2 separate regions of the Homo sapiens genome follow, and region 1 is linked to region 2. A link is a loop called in an ENCODE intact Hi-C map of the cell type or tissue named here. Cell type or tissue: CD4-positive, alpha-beta T cell. All regions are shown on one strand. Each heading gives the region's core, and the rest is flanking DNA. Links, peaks and the distances in the headings are about the cores only.

Region 1 (11,352 bases), core at 1,355-9,354, 62 kb before region 2:
ACCACGCCCGGCCCATTAATTTTTTTTGAGACTGGGTCTCACTCTGTTGCCCAGGCTGTAATACAGTGGCATGATCATAGCTCACCTGCAACCTTGAAATCTTGAGCTCAAGTGATCCCCTTGCCTCAGCTGCTGCAGCATAGACTACAGGTGCATGCCACCATACCTGGCTAATTTTTTATTTTTGTAGAGATGGGATCTTGCTGTGTTGGCCAGGCTGGTCTGAACTCCTGGCCTCAAGCAATCCTGCCTCAGCCTCCCAAAGCACTAGGATTACAGGGGTGAGCCATTGTACCTGGCCAATGTTACTTTTAATAGTTTCATAGTATTTCATTATCTTCACTCAATCTCCTGTTGTGAGATCTAAAGTATAGAAGGAGATATACCCAACTATTAAAAGTGCTTATCTCTGTATAGTGGGATATCAGGTGACTTAAAAAATTTTTTTTGTATTTTTAATTTTCTTCAATGAATATCAATTATATAAGTAGTAAGAACAAAGATTGAGTGATATATATATACATATTTATTATTATTATTATTTTAGACAGAGTCTTGCTCTGTCGCCAGGCTGGAGTGCCGTGGCGTGATCTTGGCTCACTGCAACCACCGCCTCCCAGGTTCAAGTGATTAATCCCCTGTCTCAGCCTCCCAAGTAGCTGGGACTATAGGTGCACACCACCACGCCCCACTAATTTTTTGTATTTTAATAGAGACGGGGTTTCACCATGTTGGCCAGGATGGTCTCGATCTTCTGACCTCATGATCCGCCTGCCTCAGCCTCCCAAAGTGCTGGGATTACAGGCGTGAGCCACCGCACCCGGCCAAATGATATATTTTTTAAAGGATCAAACAATGTCTTAAATATACATTCATCTCCAACAAGAAGGCTCATGTCACTCCTAATATACTAGCATAGAAGAAGTTTAATAATAAGATTAAACAACTAGATTGCCAGTCAACTATAACTTCATTAGAAAGCTACTCACAAGGGACAGTTTCTCCTGGCTACTAAATGGCCATCTTTATTCAGAGATGGCATGATGGTACATAAAACAGACCCTTTCACTAGGCAATTTGTGACACCAGGCAAGCCACAGTTTCTCTGTGCTTCAATTTTTTTTTTTTTGAGACAAGATCTTGCTGTCTTGCCTGGGCTGGAGTGCAGTGGCACAATCATGGCTCACTGCAGTCTCAAACTTACGGGCTCAAGCAATCCTTCCACCTTAGCCTACCAAGTAGCTGACACTACAGGTGTGCACCACCATGCCTGGCTATTTTTCTTATGTTTTGTAAAGATGAGGTGTCACTATGTTGCCAAGGCTGGTAACTCCCCTCAAGTGATCCTTCTGCCTCAGCCTCCCAAAGTGTCCAACTGCTTCATATGTGCTTTATATGTGCTTTCAATTTCTTCATATGTAAAATGGGGATAATAATAGTACCTACATACATCTTAGAGTTGTTATGAAGATCAAATGACTTCATAAATGCAAACTATTTAGAACAGAACCTGGCACAAACACTACAAAAGTCATGTGACCCAACTTAAGCCCTGGTTTTTCACTTTAAAATAATAGTTCTTTCCTTTGTATCCTCTCCTTACTGCTGTCACCAAAAACATATTATCTAAGGTCAAAGAGTCTCAAACAGCTTGTTGTGCCAAAAGACCGTAGCAAATTTTCTTTTTTCTTTTATTTGAGACAGAGTCTCTGTCGCCCAGGCAATGGAGTGCAATGGTGCAATCTTGGCTCATTGCAACCTCCACCTCCCGGGTTCAAGCGATTCTCCTGCCTCAGCCTCCTGAGTAGCTGGGATTACAGGCCTGAGCCACCACACCCAGCTAATTTTTTTATTTTTAGTAGAGATGGGTTTTCGCCATGTTGGCCAGGCTGGTCTCGAACTCCCGACCTCAGGTAATCCACCTGCCTCAGCCTCCCAAAATGCTGGGATTACAGGCGTGAGCCACAGCACCTGGCCCCATTCTCCTAGTTTTAAAACACCCTGAATTTCAAAGCCAAATATTTTAATTGCTGATTGTGTTAAACTTGTTGGATCTCTTAAAGCTTTTTCCAACCTTTCTACATCTTACTGCTTTTTAGACAGGAATAAAATTATGTCACTAATATTTGCAGTATGGTTAGTAATCGAGAGACAGGAAGTAATAACCCATCAAAACACCATTTCAGATACAATCTTTACCCATTGATTCCTCATTAGAACTCTTGAGGCAAAAATTCAGTGGAGTAACAGCAAGAGTAACTTCCTCTTGACTTGATGTAAAAAGAACAATGGCATCAGCAAGCAATCTATAAAATGTAAAGAACAGTATTAACATTATTTGAAAAACAAACAGAAAGACATACCTTATTAACTGGGACTCAAATCTCTAATCTGGAAATAAATAATTACTTGGCCTGGGTTTAGAAAAATTTACCCAAACTCCTACCTTCTTTCTTATACATAGCTGCTATATTTTCAGCATATTTTAAAATTATAACTTCATTTGAAGGCCAAGAGAATAGCAAAATATATCCTTAGTAAAACACATGAACGCTGCAGTACAAACAAAATTCCAGAATAAAATATCTTTAATTATATGTTTTTGTATGCCCAGTTACTTATGCCCTAGATCATACTGTAAAGGGAGATACTGGAAAGTGAAGCTGTTCAAAAACAACTCAGGTGAATTATGCTGGAGACCTAGATGTGGGGGCAGAGGTTTCTAAGCAGCCTGCTGCCTATATTCTTTCCCTTTGCTCCTTTCCTCGACTGTTACCTGTTGCTTTCAAGGTTCTCTTGACATCCCAAATGCCCTTTTATTCTGGCTCCTTTTTTCAAAAACAGTTTTATTGAGATATAATTCCCATATGACATAATTCACAGATTGAAAATTGTTTGATTTGCATTTCCCTAATGACTAATGATGTTGGGCATCTTTTCAGGTGCTTACTGATATTTTCTTTGAAGAAATGACTATTAAAATCCTTTACTTATTTTTTACAGCTGGGCTGTCTTTTTATTATTGTATTATAAATTCTGCACTCCTTTTGACATTGAGATATTATTAAGATAAAATAAAATTCTTAGAATTTATGTAATCTTGTTGTTAATCTGATGTTAGACATTGGTTTAACGGTGTTTCTTGCTATCAAAATGTCAGGAACACCTACAAAATTCATTTGGGAACTTTTCCAGTGTTAAGCGGGGGCAGTTATACAAGATACCAAATAATTTGATACAAAAAAAATGACAACATGAATGGGCAATTCAAAAAGGAAGGGAGGAAGGAAGGAAGCAAGGAAGGAAGGAAGGAAGGAAGGAAGGAAGGGACCAGATGTGGTAGCTCACGCCTGTAATCCCAGTACTTTGGGAGGCTAAGGCAGATGGATCACTTGAACTCAGAAGTTTGTCTCAATCAGCCTGAGCAACATGGCGAAACCCCGTCTCTATAAAAAAATACAAAAATTAGCCAGGCATGGTGGCTTGCACTAGTAGTCCCAGCTACTCGGGAAGCTGAGGCACAAGAATTGTTTGAACCCAGGAGGTGGAGGTTACAGTGAGCCAAGATCACATCACTGCACTCCAGCCTGAGCAACAGAGGGAGACTCTGTCTCAAAAATAATAATAATAATAATAATAATAATAATAATAATAATAATAATATAAAAACAATATGGATAAAATATCATTTGGCTCACAAAGTAATGTTCATTAATGTTTAATGCTACAGCTGAACTGAAAACTGGATGCACTTTCAAATAACAGGTTTCAAGTTTCAAATTTCAAGACATATATGCCTTACTCATTATCTAGAGGAAAAAACTGTTAATACTTAGGGCCAAAATCATTTCACATAAAAAATGTTAAAATTTCCTCAAGCTCTGTGTTTTAAGATTCAGACAAGAACCATATAAATGCAACTTGATATAGAAAGCCACTGATGGGGTGTTTTTAGAACTTTCTTGGGTCACTAAATTATTATAGCTACCATTAGTTATTATCCACTATTATCTTTAACAAAGTTTCCTCTTGTCCCTGTATGGTGATTTCTCCAAGTCAAATTTCAGCTTAAAAAAAAAAAATGTAATGGCAGGGCGTGGTGGCTCACGCCTGTAATACCAGCACTTTAGGGGGCCAAGGCAGGTGGATCACGAGGTCAGGAGATCAAGACCATCCTGGCTAACACGGTAAAACCCCCCGTCTCTATTAAAAATACAAAAAAATTAGCCAGGAGTGGCGGTGGGCGCCTGTAGTCCCAGCTACTCGGGAGGCTGAGGCAGGAGACTGGTGTCAACCCAGGAGGCGGAGCTGGCAATGAGCCAAGATCGCGCCACTGCACTCCAGCCTGGGCGACACAGCGAGACTCCATATAAAAAAAAAAAAAATGTGCCGACTGAAAAGCTCTAGGGCATTGATTCTTCACTCCATGATCATACTGTATTCAGGTGAAAAAAACTGACAACAGAGAACTCATTACCTTGGTTGAATCATTAGCGTATTAGTACAAACATTCTTGTCAAAAATAACTTGCAAAGGCTGACTTTCTTGAAAACATATATTATGAGTTCTTTTAATACCTTAAAAAGAATAAAGCCACCTCTTAATAATTTTAAGTACAAAACTAACAAATTAAAGAAGTCTTTAAGTTTCACAGCCAAATTAAAGTAATAAAGTAACATTTACTATCTGGCAAGTGCATATACCTTGGAGAAGCACTATTCCTTAATTAAATGTGTTTATCGCTCCCTAGTGGACACCAAGCAATATGTCATACCTTCTGACCAATCAGGCAGGAGAGTTCCCAGACTCCTTTGAAATACAAGCAGTTTCCTTCTTCTTCTTGTTCTTCTTTTGTTAATATATTTTTATTGATACATGGTATTTTAAAATATTTATGGGGTACATGTGGCCAGGCACGGTGGTTCATGCCTGTAATCCCAGCACTTTGGGAGGCCAAGGCAGGTGGATCGCTTGAGGCCAGGAGTTCAAAACCAGCCTGGTCAACATGGCATAACCCTGTCTCTACTAAAAATACAAAAATCAGTCGGGCATGGTGGTGCATGCCTGTAATCCCAGCTACCTGGGAGGCTGAGGCACAAGAATCACTTGAACCTGGGAAGCAGAGGTTGCCATGAGCCAAGATTGTGCCACTGTACACTCCAGCCTGGGTGACAGAGTGAGACTCTGTCTCAAAAAGAAAAAAAAAAAAAAGGCCAGGCACGGTGGCTCACGCATGTAATCCCAGCACTTTGGGAGGCTGAGGCGGGCGGATCATGAGGTCAGGAGATAGACACAATCCTGGCCAACATGGTGAAACTCCGTCTCTACTAAAATATAAAAAACTAGCCGGGCGTGGTGGCATGCGCCTGTAATCCCAGCTACTTGGGAGGCTGAGGCAGGAGAATCACTTGAACCCAGGAGGTGGAGGTTGCAGTGAGCCGAGATCGTGCCACTGCACTCCAGCCTGACAACAGAGCGAGACTCTGTCTCAAAAAAAAAAGAAAAAATGTATGGGGTACATGTGACAGATATTTTGTTACATGCACAGACTGTGTAATTATCAAGCCAGGATATTTGGGGTGTCCATCACCTCAAGTATTTATCATTTCTATGTGTTAAGAACATTTTAAGTCCTCTCTTTTAGCTACGTTGAAACACAGAATACACCGCTGCTAACTTATAGTCACCCTACTCTGCTACCCCACATTAGAACTTATTCCTTCTACCTAACTGTATGTTTGTACCTACTGACCAACCTCTCTTCATACTCACCCACACACCATTACCAGCCTCTGGTATCTACCATTCTACTCTCTACCTCCATGAGATCAACTTTTTAGCGTCCACATTGTGAGAACATGCAATACTTGACTTTCCATGCCTGGCTTATTTCACTTAACATAGTGACCTCTAGTTCCATCCACGTTGCTGCAAATGACAAGATTTCATTATTTTTATGGCCAAATAGTATTCCATTGTGTATATATACTACATTTTCTTTATCCATTAGTCCACTAATAGACACTTAGCTTGATTCCGTAACTTTGCTATTATAAATGGTGCTGCAATAAACACAGGGATGTAGGTATTTCTTTGATATATTTTTTTTTCCTTTGGATAAAGACTCAGTAGTGGGATTGCTGGATCATGTGGTACTTCTATTTTTAGTTTTTTAAGAAATCTCCAAAATACAGGTAGTTTCTTAAATTGCGTGTAAAATAGTGATTGCAGACTACAGATCATATCTCTATTACTCTCTTTCAGTACCCTCCATCCAGGACTGATATTTCTAAACAGGACTTTTGACAGATTTCAACATCTGGTTTGTTAATTCTTTTCTTTTCTTTTCTCTCCTCTTCTCTCTTCCTTCCCTCCTTCTTCCTTTCTCTCTTTCTTTTTTTTTTGACAGGGTCTCAACCTGTTGCCAAGGCTAGACTGTTGTGGTGTGATCTCAACTCACTGCAACCTCCAACTCCTGGGCTCAAGTGATCCTCCCATCTCAACCTCCCCAGTAGCTGGGACTAGAGGCGCACTCTACCACACCTGGCTAATTTTTGTATTTTTGGTAGAGACAAGGTTTCTCCATGTTGCCGAGGCTGAATTATTGTCCTTTTAGAGGAAGAGGAGAGGTAGCAATAATGAGTATGAACCTATGTGCCAGGAACTGTAGCATACATATTACATACATTCTCTCTGATCCTCACAATATCCCTGTGGGGTAGCTAGGATGGCCTCACTTTCATGTCTGGGGCCTCAACTGGGACAACTGAGATGGCTAAGGCCTCTCACCTATTCTTTAATCCTCCAGAAAGCTATTCCATGCTTGTTCTCATGCTGGTGGAAAGGTTCTTAGGGCAACAGTGGAAGCTGACAGGACTCAGCTCGGAACTCACACAATAACACTTATGGTGCATTCTACCGGTATCAAAGCAAATCTAAGGCCGGGTGAAATTCAAAATGAGGAAACATCTCCAGGTATTGAAGGGAGGGGCTGCAGATAATTGGTGACAATTTTTTTTGTGATCTACCACATAAGGGACTATTTTAGGAGCTGGAACTAGCAGAGAACAAATCAGACAAAAATCTGTCTTCACAGGGCTAACATTTTACAGAGGGGAGATAGATAGCAAGAAAATAAATGAATAAAACAGTAGGCAAGGGAGCAGGGCATACACCCTGAGGAGGAAACATGCCAGGGCTTCTGAATCATGGAGGACCTTATAGGCCATTCTGAGATCTTTGGCTTTTACCCTGGGTAAAATGGGGAGCTACTGGGAGAGTTTTGAGCACCGAAGTGACATAATATGACCTATTTTAAAGGGATCACTGTGACTGCTGTTTTGAGAAGACACAAAGCTCAAAAGATGACATATTTTACGTATTTAAAAAATATTTTCAAGTTACTTTTGGTGGAATAGGTAATAGATGCACATGGGACAAAATGCAAAAGATATAAAAGAACAGTGAGAGTGAGTCACCCTCCATCCCTGACTCCTGCCACCCTAGAACCTACACAGAAGCAACTACTGCTACCAGTTTCTTAGGTGTTCTTTAGAAATAACCTATACATATATAAGTGTGTTTATACCTGTATAACAAATATTTGAATCAAGTGAATATTGGTATTGCTGAGGATGTGCAAGCTGAGAAGTGTCTTTTCTTTGTCATCCCCAATGCTCTATTCTTGCTACTTGTTTTCTTCCTTTTTTCTTATAAGCACACACTAGACACCCTCAACCGGTATTTTTTCACACTTCTCCTTCATCTTAGACTGCCATCCCAGGCTGGGCATGGTGGCTCACACCTGTAATTCCAGCACATTAGGAGGCTGAGGCAAGAGGACTGCCTGGCTCAGGAGTTTGAGACCAGCTTCCAAAACACAGTGAGACCTTGTTATCTATTAAAATTTTTTTAAAAATTAGCCAGGTGTGAAAAAAAAATTAGCCAGGTGTGGTGGGCGTGGTTGCTCATTCCTATAATCCCAGCACTTGGGAGGCTGAGGCAAGCAGATCACTTGAGCCCAAGAGTTCAAGACCAGCCTGGGCAACATGGTGAAACCCCATCTCTACAAACAATATAAAAAATTAGGGCCGGGCATGGTGGCTTATGCCTGTAATTCCAGCACTTTGGAAGGCCAAGGAGGGCAGATCACGAGGTCAGGAGATCGAGATCATCCTGGCTAAGACGTTGAAACCCCGTCTCTACTAAAAATACAAAAAAAAAGTTAGCCGGGCATGGTGGCAGGCGCCTGTAGTCCCAACTACTCGAGAGGCTGAGGCAGGAGAATGGCGTGAACCCAGGAGGCGGAGCTTGCAGTGAGCTGAGATCGCACCACTGCACTCCAGCCTGGGCGACAGAACCAGACTCCGTCTTAAAAAAATTAAAATAAAAAAATTAGCCAGGTATGGTGGCACGCTCCTGTGATCCCAGCTACTCTGGAGGCTGAGGTAGGAGGATCACCTGAGTCTGGGAAGTCAAGGCTGCAGTGAGCCAAGATCACGCCACTGCACTCCATCCTGCTCCATCCTGGGTGACAGAGTGAGACTTTGTTTCAAAAAAAAGAAAAGAAAAGAAAAGAAGCTGCACCCTGGATCAAACCATGGCGGTGGCTCATGCCTGTAATCCCAGCACTCTGGGAGGCCAAGGCAGGAGAATTGCTTGAGCCCAGGAGTTTGAGACCAGCCTGGGCAACATGACGAGACCCTGACTCTACAAAAATTAAGAACAAAAACAAAAACAACCATGCCTGTGACTTAATTTTGAATTTTTTGTTTACATGAGCCAATACTTTATTTTTTAAGCTAGTTTGAGTTGGACCGTCTGTTTTTATTTGTTACTTGTAACCTAAGGCATAGTATCATATAACTACCCTATAAAAACCATTAAATAATTAACCAATCACAAATACTTACTGGACATGACTCAAGTAAGCTACTTGAGAGATACTGAATACCAAGTATTCACTTTCTGTCTAAAATCTAGTTGGAGATAAGGAAAGAGGATAATTATAGTAACAGCAATCACTAACAAGTACTCCCCCTGGGGCAGGTACTGCGGTATGTACTTTACATATGTGATCTCACTTCATCCTCACAATCACCCCGTAACTTGTGGGTAGGCATGATCATCTCCACTTCACAGTAAGGAATGAAGATTCAGAGAGCTTATGCACTGTCCCAAAACTAATAAGTGGAGAAGAATTTACACGCACATCTTTGTGATGTCAAGGCTTGCTATGCTTTTAATCATGCTCTTTGAATCATTCTGCTATTAAATGAACTGAAGTTCAAAGAAGGAAAAAATAATGTTAAATTATTAGTATTTTATAGGAAACAATTTAAAGACTATAAATATATGCTGAAATAAAAATATATTATAATAAATGTAAGATTAAATTAAGAAATACAGCCAGGCGCGGTAGTTCACACCTGCAATCCCAGCACTTTGGGAGGTCAAGGCCGGCAGATCATCTGAGGTCAGGAGTTTCAGACCTGCCTGACCAACATGGTAAAACCCCATCTCTACTAAAAATACAAAATTAGCCGGGCATGGTGAAGCATGCCTGTAATCCTAGCTACTCAGCAGGCTGAGGCAGGAGAATTGCTTGAACCCAGGAGGTAGAGGTTGCAGTGAGCCAAGATCATGCCATTGCACTCCAGCCTGGGCAACAAGAGCGAAACTCCATCTCAAAATGAATATATATATGTATATATGTTATACATTATGTATATAATATTATGTATATATGTATACATAATATGTATTATGTATATATTATACATATATAATACATATATATTTAATACATATATTATGTATTATATTTAATACATATATTATGTATTATATTTAATACATATATTATGTATTATATTTAATACATATATATTATACTTAATACGTGTTATATATTATATTTAATACATATATATTATATATTATATTTAATACATATATTATATATTATATATAATACATATATTATATATAATACATATTATATATATAATATACATATATATAATCAAGCAGCTAGTAAATTTTAGAACAACCAATTGCTTGAATTCATACGGATATTTGAAAAAAATTAGGCTGTATGCAGGCAAAGCTTGTGCCACTGACAAGTCAAAAAAAGAAATAATACCGATCATCTTACAATACTTCTACAGTGACAGGTAAGATAATACTTCAGGCCAGGTGCAGTGGCTCATGCCTGGCTCAGGCCAGGTGCAGTGGCTCATCCCAGCACTTTGGGAGGCCGAGGCAGGTGGGCAGATCACCTGAGGTCAGGAGTTCGAGATCAGCCTGGCCAACACGGTGAAACCCCGTCTCTACTAAAAATACAAAAATTAGCTGGGCATGATGGCAGGTGCCTGTAATCCCAGCTACTTGGGAGGCTGAGGCGGGAGAACTGCTTGAACCCACGAGGTGGAGGTCGCAGTGAGCTGAGATGGCGGCATTGCACTCCAGCCTTGGCGACAGAGCAAGACTCCATCTCAAAAAAAAAAAAAAGGATAATACTTCAAACTGCCCTACCACTTAACTACACACACTCTAAGCAATAATGTAACGAGAAATCTTGACATGAAATATCAATGTTCTAAACATGAAAACTATTGAGAAAAAAACATAGTATTTTAAACCACTTTTAATTATACCTACCATGTCTGTAGAAGAATTGAATAACTACTTTGCATTTATCAGATCTGGTGAATATTCTGCACTTCTCTATATTTCTTTCAAGGGAATTCAGACATCTAAAGATGGGCAAAATTGACTGTAACAGAAATATACATATTAAGCACATACTTAACATGGTTGATTCATTTTAGAAACAAAAGTATATGCATTCATAAATGAACAGACTTGGCCAGGCGCGGTGGCTCACGCCTGTAATCCCAGCACTTTGGGAGGCCGAGGCGGGCGGATCACGAGGTCAGGAGATCGAGACCATCCTGGCTAACACAGTGAAACCCCGTCTCTACTAAAAATAGAAAAAATTAGCCAGGCGTAGTGGCGGGCGCCTGTAGTCCCAGCTACTCGGGAGGCTGAGGCAGGAGAATGGCGTGAACCCGGGAGGCAGAGCTTGCAGTGAGCCGAGATTGTGCCACCGCACTCCAGCCTGGGCGACAAAGCGAGACTCCGTCTCAAAAAAAAAATGAACAGACTTGGCCAGGTGCACTGGCTCACGCCTGTAATCCCAGCACTTTGGGAGGCCGAGGTGGGCAGATCACTTGAGGTCAGGAGTTCAAGACCAGCCTGGCCAACATGGCGAAACCCTCATCTCTATTAAAAACACAAAAATTAGCCAGGCATGGTGGCACACGCCTATAATCCCAGCTACTTGGGAGG
Region 2 (11,352 bases), core at 2,018-10,017:
CTATATGGCTAGCATTACTTTTAATAAAATATAAATAATTTTGCCTTTTCCACATGTTCTGAACTGGCATTTCTTTTTTTTTTTTTTTTTTTTTGAGACCAAGTTTTGCCGTTGTTGCCCAGGCTGGAATGTGGTGGCGCAATCTTGGCTCACGGGAACCTCCGCCTCCTGGGTTCAAGTGATTCTCCTGCCTCAGACTCTTGAGTAGCTGGGATTACAGGCACATGCCACCATGCCTGGCTAATTTTGTATTTTTAGTAGAGACAAGGTTTCACCACGTTGGCCAGGCTGGTCTTGAACTCCTGACCTGAGGTGATCTGCCCGCCTCAGCCTCCCCAAGTGTTGGGATTACAGGCATGAGCCACCACGTCCAGCTTGCATTTCTTTTATTTAGGCCAGTTCTGTTCCAGTGAGGAATAGAAGACTCTTTATGCAGACCAGGTAACTGTTGGCAACAGTCAGTTCATCTTCCCTTTTCTGTTTCCTCCTTCAGTTTATTTCTGGCATCTTGGCAGCCCTGAGTGCCATGATCTCTCTAGAAATTCCGCAAGTCAACATCATGACAAAAATGGATCTGCTGAGTAAAAAAGCAAAAAAGGAAATTGAGAAGTGAGTTCACTGTTCTTCCATTATTATCAGATCTCAGTTGCAGAGATGAACCTTCTGTTTTATTTAGATGGGAAGTTTGGCTGGTTTATAAACCTAGTCTCCTGAATTCATCAGTCTTTCTGTCTTTTAAAGATTTTTAGATCCAGACATGTATTCTTTATTAGAAGATTCTACAAGTGACTTAAGAAGCAAAAAATTCAAGAAACTGACTAAAGCTATATGTGGACTGGTAAGCTTTTAAAGTTTGGATTTTTTGGCCAGGTGCAGTGGCTAATGCCTGTAACCCTAGCACTTTGGCAGGCCAAGGCAGCAAGATTGAGTCCAGGAGTTCAAGACCAGCCTGGGCAACATAGTGACACCCTATCTCTAAAAAAATTTTTTAAATTAGGCCAGGTGCAGTGGCTCACACCTGTAATCCTAGCACTTTGGGAGGCCAAGGCAGGCTGATCATTTGAGATCAGGAGTTCAAGACCAAGCCTGGCCAACATGGTGAAACCCTGTCTCTACTAAAAATACAAAAAAAAATTAGCTGGGCATGGTGGTGTGCGCCTGTAATCCTAGTACTCGGGAGCCTGAGACAGGAGAATCACTTGAACTCGGGAGGCGGAGGTTGCAGTGAGTTGAGATCATGCCACTGCAGTCCAGCCTGGGCGACAGAGTAAGACTTTGTCTCAAAAACAAAAAAAAATTAGGCCAGGCGCGGTGACTTACGCCTGTAATCCCAGCTCTTTGGGAGGCCGAGGTGGGTGGATCACCTGAGGTCAGGAGTTTGAGACCAGCCTGGCCAACATGGTGAAACCCCATCTCTACTAAAAAATACAAAAATTAGCCAGGCGTGGTGGTGCATGCCTATAATCCCAGCTATTCGGGAGGCTGAGGCAGGAGAGTTGCTGGAACCCAGGAGGTGGAGGTTGCAGTGAGCCGAGATCTTGTCATTGCACTCCAGCCCGGTCCAACAACAGCAAGACTCTGTCTCAAAAAAAAAAAAGCCAGGCATGGTGCTGCACGCCTGTAGTCTCAGCTACTGTGGAGGCTGAGGTGGGAGGATCCCTTGAGCCTGGGAGGTCAAGGCTGTAGTGAGCCATGATCAGATCATGTCACTGTGCTCTAGCCTAGGCAGCAGAGAAACCCTATCTCAAAAAAAAACAAAAACAAAAAGGGCGCCAGGTGTGCAGTGGCTCACGCCTATAATCCCAGCACTTTGGGAGGCCAAGGCAGGTGGATCACTTGAGGTCAGGAGTTCAAGACCAGGCTGACCAACATGGTGAAACCCCGTCTGTACTAAAAATACAAAATTAGCCGGGCATGGTAGGGCACACCTGTAATCCCAGCTACTCAGGAGGCTGAGGCAGGAGAATTGCTTGAACCTGGAGGTGGAGGTTGAGCAACAAGAGCGAAACTCTGTCTCCCCAAAAAAAAAAAAAAAGAAAAAAAAAGATGAAGTTTTTTGGGTTTTTTTCCTAAACACCTGGTCAAGTGTTTGCCTGTGTCCAGTCATTTGCCATATAAAAAGCACAGTTCAACCCTATTTTCTGCAAAGTGGAGGGAAAAGGGCTGTGGGCTGGTCAGTCAGCAGTTTAATTTAGAAGTAGTTATTGGTAGTGGCCAATAAATAAACTAACATCTTATTATTTCAAGCCATTTGGAGAGTTCAGGACTGTTTGTTCTCTTGTGAAATTTCCAGTGGTTGTTGAATTCAGATAAATAGCCGTGAAACAGTGTCTAGTTAAAGTAATAAGCTAACAAGTGTTCTAGCAGATCAGAAGTCAGAAAAATCAATGATTTACTCTCTGTGTCTAGCTATCCCTTCTCCTCCTCTTCCTGTAAACACATCAGTGTTTTTATTCAGAAGTACAAATGGTTATAAAACTCAAATATAAGTTGAAAATTATGTATTTTGCACAACTTCAGAATGAACTTTTCTTGAAATCCACAACTTGTAGATTGATGACTACAGCATGGTTCGATTTTTACCTTACGATCAGTCAGATGAAGAAAGCATGAACATTGTATTGCAGCATATTGATTTTGCCATTCAATATGGAGAAGACCTAGAATTTAAAGAACCAAAGGTAATTTCTGGTTTGGGGTGTTTGTTAGCTTTTGATAAAAATATTTGCCAGCACTCACTGGACTCTTGCATAATCCAGGCGACTCCTTAAATTAGTTTTTTGTCTTATTGATGGCAGTTAACTGGGCTTTTCTGGGTGATCTCTGAAATTAACACTGTACTCCACAAGCAGTATCACTTTTACTCTACTTTTGTTGAGGCAGTATGATGAAGCCTGTGTGTACTTAGAGCTTGGGTGTATGTGTAAAGAGGAGGTGAAATTGGGCTGCCCTCACGTATGTCATTGAGAAGACTAATGATAGTATCAGCTAAGCATTTTTTTATTTTTTTATTTTTTATTTTCCTGACCACTAGACTACCAGCGAAGTAAAGCACTATCACAGGAAATTAGCCAAGAATCGTCTTGAATGTAAATTCAAATGAGAAATGCTTCTGGGATAGAAGCACATTAATTTACTACATAACTGGAAAAAAATCTGTCAATCATGCCTTTTCTTACTATTAACAGTTACCTATAAGCAGCACCTGGAGCTGGTGCTGGGTAATTAGTTCCACATAGGGTATTACCTGAAAAATATATAAACACATACTAGTTCTGACTGAGGGGAAATGAATATATTTTCTATTTTGTGTTTCCATTGTGTCAGGAACGTGAAGATGAGTCTTCCTCTATGTTTGACGAATATTTTCAAGAATGCCAGGATGAATGAAGAGTTTACTAAAAGTAACCATCTAAAGAGCTTGTGGCCAAACCAGCAGAACATTCTTCTCTTCAAAGGATGCAATAGTAGAAAGCTACTTATTTTAATGAAAAAAAGTAAAACTTCGTTCTTTATCAGCCTCATGCCTGAATCAAATTTTTAATTATTCTGAAACTGCTGCTGTTTAAAGTGGAATCTTTTAGTATTATAACAGCATCACTTTAGATTTTGTAAGTCAAAATTGAAATGAATGCACATAGATTTATATATAAATTAGCACCTGAGCTAAGGTTAAGGCTGGTCTAAACTTATTTTCACTTTTTGTATTATTTTTGAGATGCAGGAATTACTGTAACAAAATATGTATGTCCGAAGGGAAAAAGCTGCAAGGATATATATAAGACCACTGCTTATCTGTATCTTCCCATTTTCCTATATTGAAAATGTATATTATTTATATAACTTAAAAAGTAAAAATAACTATGTTTTGAGATATGTATGTGTATATATAAAAGAAACAAAGGTTTTTAATGATTCTTGGACCTAGATAACAAGTACACTGCAGTGTCTAATTTGATTCATTTTAATTAAGCAAAATGTGGCCAAGCGTGGTGGCTCACACCTACAATGCCAGCACTTTAGGAGGCCGAGGCAGGTGGATCACCTGAGGTCAGGAGTTCAAGACCAACCTGGCCAACATGGTGAAAGCCTGTCTTTACTAAAAATACAAAAAATTAGCTGGGCGTGGTGGCGCGTGCCTGTAATCGCAGCTACTTGAGAGGCTGAGGTGGGAGAATCCCTTGAATCCAGAAGGTGGAGGTTGCAGTGAGCCAGGATCGCACCATTGCACTCCAGCCTGGGCAACAGAGTGAGACTCCATCTCAAAAAAAAAAAAAATGTGAGGACCTGTAAGTATCGGTGGTAGCTTATGCCTGGGGGCCAGGCTAGAGGGAAGGGTCGGGTGTCTACCCCATGGTCCACTCAGGGAGGAGCATGATGAGTGGGCAACATGGGGATGTGCTGGGCTGCCTGGGGACCTTCCTGTGGCCCTTAGAGGATAGATAGTGTGGAAACAGCCTGATCTCCCAGGGTTGCTAATTCTTAGAAACTTATTGTCACATGGGAGGGGAAGAAAGAAGAGGCAGATTTTCAGTTGCCCTCTTCCTTGGTCCTCCCTGGTTTAGCTTCTAGAGAGTATGGTATGTGCCTGTGGAGAAAAAGTGAAGGACCCGATTCCAGTGCCTTCCCCACTGGACACTGGGGTTTCAAAGATGAATCTGACAATTCCAGTCCTCGAGGATTTCACTGTCTCATAGGCAGGGCTGACAGAAATTCAGTAAATTTACACAAATTTACTGAAGTTCCGTGGATGCCAGACACTGGGGATAGAACAGGGATGCACAGTGCAGGCAGGGCCTTGCTCACGTGGGGCTGCCATGCTGGGCCTGTGAGACTGACCATGAGGAAGGAAACCTCAGAGAGAGGATGGAAAGAAAAGCAGAAAAGAAATGGAGAGTGATTATGGGGCTACTTTGGGCTCTTTGTCAAAAAAGACCTTGCCTAAAAGGTGCTATTTGCCCAGTCAGCTGAATGTGAAATCAGATGTGGGAACATGGGGTCCTATTTCAGGCTGGGAACTGGCAGAAGAAATGGCTCTCAGGCAGCAATGAACTTGACTTTTAACATAAGAAGTTTTCTAGTAATAAATAAGTTAAAACTCTGGGCTTTCAGTATGCTCCAAGCATGTAAGTTCTAAGCATTTTACATGTAATTCATTTCATCCTCACAAAACTATGAGGTAAATACTGTTACTGCCATTTTCAGGTGAGGAACTGAAGCACAGGCCAGTTAACTTGCTCAAAATTACAGAGCTAGTATGTATTGGAGCTGCGATTCAAACCTGGAGTCCAGTGCCCTTCAGTTTCTCCATTTTTAGATGCAGTGCATTGGGTTCATTCATTCACTCAAATATTGATGTTTCCTACATACCGTCACTGTTACGGGCGCAGGTGACAAAACGGACGAAGTGCTGCCTTTTTGGCATTCACAAGCACTAAGAGTAAACTAAATACAAGAATCGTAAGAACTAAGGGAAAAAGCGGGAGAGAAGGATAAGGCATGGGGCTGGAGTTGGGTGAACTGAAAATAGAATGAACGGAGAATGCTTCACAGGAAAGGTGATTTTTTTTTTTTTTTTTTTTTTTTTTTTTTGAGAGAGTCACACTGTCATCCCGGCTGGAGTGCAGCGGCGCGATCTTGGCTCACTGCAACCTCTGCCTCCTGGGTTCAAGCGATTCTCCGGCCTCAGCCTCCCGAGTAGCTGGGATGCTACCACGACCAGCTAATTTTTGTATTTTTAGTAGAGACGGGGTTTCACCATCCAGGCTGGTCTCGAACTCCTGACCTCAGGTGATCCACCCGCCTCGACCTCCCAAAGTGCTGGGATTACAGGCGTGAGCCACTATGCCCGGCCCTGAAAAGGTGACATTTGAAAAAAATACAAAAGAGGTGATTGATCTCAGATTCTGGAACCTCAAGACCCATCTCCATTCTGGGCGCTGCCTCACGCTGCACCACTCAAGGCCCCTGCCTAGTGCTCTGGCGCCTCCTTCAGATCCGCGCGGCCGCTGCAACCAGAAGCGGAACTGCAAGGCCGGAAGCTCCACGTCCGCACCCGCCCCTTCCGTTTCGCTTCCGCCTACCTCGCCCAGGCTGCCAGACCGGAAGCGCTCCGCTGTACCTGGATCCTGCTCCTCTGGGTTGAAACCCGGGCGCCGCCAAGATGCCGGTGAGGGTTCGATCCACGGTGTGGGGAGACAGCGGGGATTGCGAAGAGCAGAGAGAAACCGTGTGTGTGCCGAGAGAAGCGGGCGGCGGAAGGCAGAGAGGAAGCTGGGGCCCGAGAAGGAGGGAGGCGAGGGGAGGGGACCGGTTGCTGAAGGATTGGGGCGGCCCGGGGGTGCCAGTCGTGGGAGGCGGGGGCGCGGCAGGAGTGGGCCAAGGGTCCAGGGTGTGTGAGGAGGCCCTTTTCTCTCTCCGTCTACTCCTTCCGACTCCGGCAGGGTTCCCAAAGCCTCACTAGAGAGCGAAGCCAAGGGCTGCGCTTTTTATTTTTCATATTTCAAGTCCAGGGGTCTAGCTTCTCCTTTTTCTGTCAGGCCCACTTCCTCCTCCGCCCCGGGGTCAGGCTCCCTCTGCTGTTTGTCATTTGTCAGAACCCACTTCCCGGCAGCGGCGGCCATCCCGGAGCCAGCTGGGTTTAGGGCCCTCACAGACTCGTTCGGCGCCTGACTTCCAAAGATTTCCTTTTTCGTGTGCCATCAGAGTGGGAGTAAAAAATTATGACGGCCTGGTTGTACTTAATTTCTGACAGCCAGTTTGTGGGGTAGATTTATCACCGTCATGGTCTCCATTTTGCAGATTCGGGAAAAGGTGGTTCAGTTATTATGTGATTGTTCACACTTTTTTTGTTGTTTGTTTTTTGAGAGAGTCTCGTTCTGTCGCCCAGGCTGGAGTGCAGTGAGGCGATCTCGGCTCACTACAACTTCCACCACCCTGGTTCAAGCAATTCTCGTGCCTCAGCCTCCCGGGTAGCTGAGATTACAGGCGCGCGCCACCACGCCCAGCTAATTTTTTGCATTTTAGTAGAGACGGGGTTTCACCATGTTGGCCAGGCTGGTCTGGAACTCCAGACCTCAGGTGATCCGCCCCCTCGGTCTCCCAAAGTGCTGGGATTATAAGCGTGAGCCATCGCGCCCAGCCTGCTCACACATTATTTTTAACAAACGTTAACGAGCACCTGCTGCCTGCCAGGCTGTATTTACAGCAGCAAATAAGTTCAACAAATCCCTAATCTTAAAGAATGTACATTCAAATCGGGAGTCGAGACAATAAAAGTGTAAACATAATAAAGGAGATACATACGGTAGTGTCAGGTAGTGACAAATGCTATAAAGAAGCTAGATGGGTGGTCAGGCGCAGTGGCTCACGCCTGTAATCCCAGCACTTTGGGAGGCCTAGGTGGGCGGATCACGAGGTCAGGAGTTCAAGACCAGCCTGGCCAACATGGTGAAACCCCATCTCTACTAAAAATACAAAAATTAGCCAGGCGTGGTGGTGCGTGCCTGTAATCCCAGCTACTTGGGAGGCTGAGGCAGGAGAATCGCTTGAACCCAGGAGGCGGAGGTTGCAGTGAGCCGAGACCGTGCCACTGCACTCGTCTAGTGACAGAGTGAGACTCTGTACCACCACCCCCCCCCCCCCCGGAAAAAAAGAAGCTAGATGGGTAACAAGACAGTTGGTGAGAGGGAAGGCGGAGGCTGCTTTAGATAAAGCATACCTGTGATGAAAAGGAGCAAGCCATAGTTGCAAATACATTTTTTTTTTTTTTGAGACAGGGTGTGACCCTGTCTCTCAGGCTGCAGTTCAGTGACACAAACTCGGTTCAGGTGATCCTCCCACCTCAGCCTCCTGAGCAGCTGGGACTACAGGTGTACGCCACCATGCCCAGCTAAGTTTTTGTGTTTTTAGTAGAGACAGAGTCTCACCATGTTGTCCAGGCTGATCTCAAACTTCTGGGCTCAAGCAGTCCTCCTGCCTCACCCTCCCTAAGTGTTGGGATTACAGACATGAGCCACCTCGCTCAGCCTCACAAATGCATATTTTATGAATCCCATAATTACCATTTGACTCCTGAGCTCTGGGGTACACACTTTATAAATTATCCCATCTAATCCTCATAACGACCCTATGAAGTAGGTACCATGATTCCTGTTTTACAGAAGAGGAAACGGAGCCTCAGAGAAGTTAATTTGGACAAGGTTGCCTAGTAATGGTAAAACCAGGTTTTAAGCCAGGACTCTAGGCTGGGTGCAGTGGCTTATGCCTGTAATCCCAACACTTTAGGAGGCCAAGATGGGAGGATCACTTGAGCCCAGGAGTTTGAGACCAACCTGGGCAACATAATGAGACCCTGCCTCTACAAAAATAAAAATAAATTAGCTGGATGTGGTAGTGCATGTCCTCCCAGCCTCTCAAGAGGCTGAGGTGGGAGGATCACCTGGAGCCAGGAGTTTGAGGCTGCAGTGAGCTGTGATCCTGCCACTGTACTCCAGCCTAGGAAACTCTGTCTCCAAAAAAAAAAAAAAAAAAAAAAAGGACTCTAAATCCCTGTACTGGTTCCAATCGCACATAGAGCACCCTGGATTCACTCTGTTGGGTTTTGTTTGTTTGTTTTTTTGGGGGGAGGGGTTTGTTTGTTTGTTTGTTTTTGAGACAGAGTCTTGCTGTGTCGCCAGGCTGGAGTGCAGTGGTGCCATCTCGGCTCACTGCAACCTCTGCCTCCTGGGTTCAAGCGATTCTCATGCCTCAGCCTCCCAAGTAGCTGGGAATACAGGCATGCACTACCACACCCAGCTAATTTTGATATTTTTAGTAGAGATGGGGTTTCACCATGTTGGTCAGGGTGGTCTCGATCTTCTGGCCTTGTGATCTGTCCGCCTCAGCCTCCCAAAGTGTTTGGATTACAGGCGTGAGCCACCCCGCCCATCCCATCCTGTGATTATTTTCTGTCTGTCTTCTCTACTCTTCAAGGACCAGAATCGTACTACTTTGTATATTACTATATCACAGTGTCTTGCACATAGAAGGTGCTTAGCAATCATTTGATGAATGAATGAATATATGAATGGGACCCATGTTGACTTATAAAAAGCCAGACATCTTGTAAAAAGCAGAACTAAGAATCAGCATACAAAATGCTCTCATAAATGTGATTTTTTTTATCCCTTCCTTTAACACACACCTACCCACTGAAGGGAATATATATCTTCTCATTTTACAAATTTGGAAACAAGCTAAGAGAAGAAGAATGATGTCTTGGTCAAAAGCATAACGCCATGAAGTGGCAGAGCTGAAAAGATAGTGCTTGGGTCTTGGTTTAGCTGGGGGCTGGGTACCCTGATTTATATGATGTTTGTCTTTCTGTAGTGGAAATACTTTGGCCAGATACCAATGTGATGTCACCGAACATAGAATTGGAAGAGATGCACAGCAGCACCCCATTATTTAGTATTTCGTAATAATAACCTTAAGAACATAGACAATAGTAAAATGTAATTTTTAAAAATTAGGTTATTGCCGGGTGCAGTGGCTCACGCCTGTAATCCCAGCACTTTGGGAGGCCGGGGCGGGTGGATCATGGGGTCAGGAGTTCGAGACCAGCCTGACCAACATGGTGAAACCCTGTCTCTACTAAAAATACAAAAATTAGCTGGGCGTGGTGGCACGCACCTGTAATCCCAGCTACTTGGGAGGCTGGGGCAGGAGAATCGCTTGAACCCAGGAGGCGGAGGTTGCAGTGAGCAGAGATCGCGCCACCGCACTCCATCCTGGGCGACAGGGCAAGACTCCGTCTCAAAAAAAAAAAAAAATTAGGAAGTAGGCCAAGTGCAGTGCAGTGGCTCACATCTGTAATCCCAGCACTTTGGGAGGGCAAGGCGGGCAGATCACCTGAGGTCGGGAGTTCGAGACCAGCCTGGCGAAAATGGAGAAACATCGTCTCTACCAAAAATACAAAATTAGCTGGGCGTGGTGGCTTATCCCTATAATCCCAGCTACTCAGGAGGCTGAGGCAGGAGAATCACTTGAACCCGGGAGGCGGAGGTTGCAGTGGGCCAAGGTCATGTCATTGCACTCCAGCCTGGGCAACAAGAGCCAAACTCTGTCTCAAAAAAAAAAAAAAAAATTAGGAAGTAGCCAGGTGTGGTGGCTCACACCTGTAGTCCCAGCCCTTTGGGAGGCTGAGGCAGGAGGAACACTTGAGCTTAGGAGTTTGAGATCATCTTAGGCAACATGGTGAGACTCCTTCTCAAAAAAAAAAAAAGAAGTGATGAATACTTAAGCATCATTGTTTTTAACATTATTTACTTTTTTTTTTTTTTTGAGACAGTCTTGCTCTGTTGCCCAGGCTGGAGTGCAGTGGCACGATCTCGGCTCACTGCAGCCTTCGCCTCCTGGGTTCAAGTGATTCTCCAGCTTAGCCTCCCACATGGCTGGGACTACAGGCGCACGCCGCCACGCCTGGCTAATTTTTTATATTTTAGTAGAGATGGGGTTTCACTGTGTTGCCCAGGCTGGTTGCAAACTCCTGAGCTCAGGCAATCTGCCTGCCTCAGCCTCCCAAAGTGCTGGGATTACAGGCATGAGCCACCACGTCCAGCCAACATCATTTACTTAATTGTAAGTTTATATAATTTGATTTTTGAGAAGAGCTGTGTTTAACAACCAGCTTGAAAAATGCCTCAAAATTTAACAATTGGTTTTCTTGAGCCAGAAAGAACCAGCCCTCGCACCTCAATGCTGCTATCCCTTCTCCCTCCCCTAATTAATCTTGGGTGGTTTACTCTTTTTTTCCTTTAAGGGAAGGTTGTTTGCCACAGTGACATTTGCTCTTTTTCTGCTTCTGTGTTCTTCCTGGGCTTGCCATTACAGGCTTACCACTCTTCTCTCATGGATCCTGATACCAAACTCATCGGAAACATGGCACTGTTGCCTATCAGAAGTCAATTCAAAGGACCTGCCCCCAGAGAGAGTAAGTCTAAACCCATTATTTTCAAATTTTGGTACGAAATGCCTAACAATCTTCTGAAATGATCAAATCAGAAAAATTCTTAGCTCAGTCTTCTCTCTCAAATTGCCCTTGTACTTTGCTTGGTAGATACTGTGGTCTAGACCTTTCAAGATAGTGGTTATATGTTGCATTTAATAGGAAATTGTATTATTTCTTCTGACTTCTCCAGGAAACTCTTTTGAGAAAATGGAGGAAATGTGCTTAATTCTGGACACTGTTTATCAGTTCTTTCAAACAAATCTAATGCTGTTACGTCTAGAATGCCACATGCCCATCCTTTCTGTCATCAACCTGGAAAAGAACAACAACAAATATTTTAACCTCTTCCTCGTCTAAATCTA

The links. Peaks named below come from ENCODE experiments on the same cell type or tissue, not always from the same donor. Only the 100,000 strongest peaks of a DNase experiment are listed, where the experiment ranks them.
Region 1: it touches region 2 in a loop (4-fold over the local background); 59 of 110 quality-filtered maps call a loop at or near these places.

What each region holds. Positions count from the first base shown.
Region 1 is chr12:110,506,004-110,517,355 of GRCh38, reverse strand. It overlaps RAD9B (RAD9 checkpoint clamp component B), which reads right to left. Exons shown (of 11, transcript NM_001286535.2): 4 at 10,663-10,777; 5 at 4,478-4,577; 6 at 2,200-2,306. Among named protein-coding and RNA genes, the nearest start is that of RAD9B, 9.3 kb to the right of the region's middle. RefSeq lists a silencer at 1,824-2,067. In CD4-positive, alpha-beta T cell, for the core only: CTCF peaks have their summits at 4,560 and 4,765 (motif pointing left); a DNase peak (open chromatin) is centred at 4,755.
Region 2 is chr12:110,445,072-110,456,423 of GRCh38, reverse strand. ARPC3 (actin related protein 2/3 complex subunit 3) reads left to right here and starts at 6,087. Exons shown (of 7, transcript NM_001278556.2): 1 at 6,087-6,169; 2 at 10,873-10,972. The coding sequence starts at 6,164. GPN3 (GPN-loop GTPase 3) reads left to right here. Exons shown (of 8, transcript NM_016301.4): 5 at 494-609; 6 at 742-838; 7 at 2,553-2,681; 8 at 3,328-3,938. The coding sequence ends at 3,390. RefSeq lists enhancers at 5,874-5,973, 6,679-7,531. In CD4-positive, alpha-beta T cell, for the core only: a CTCF peak has its summit at 5,991; DNase peaks (open chromatin) are centred at 6,023 and 6,573; H3K4me3 peaks cover 1,834 bases; H3K27ac peaks cover 1,330 bases.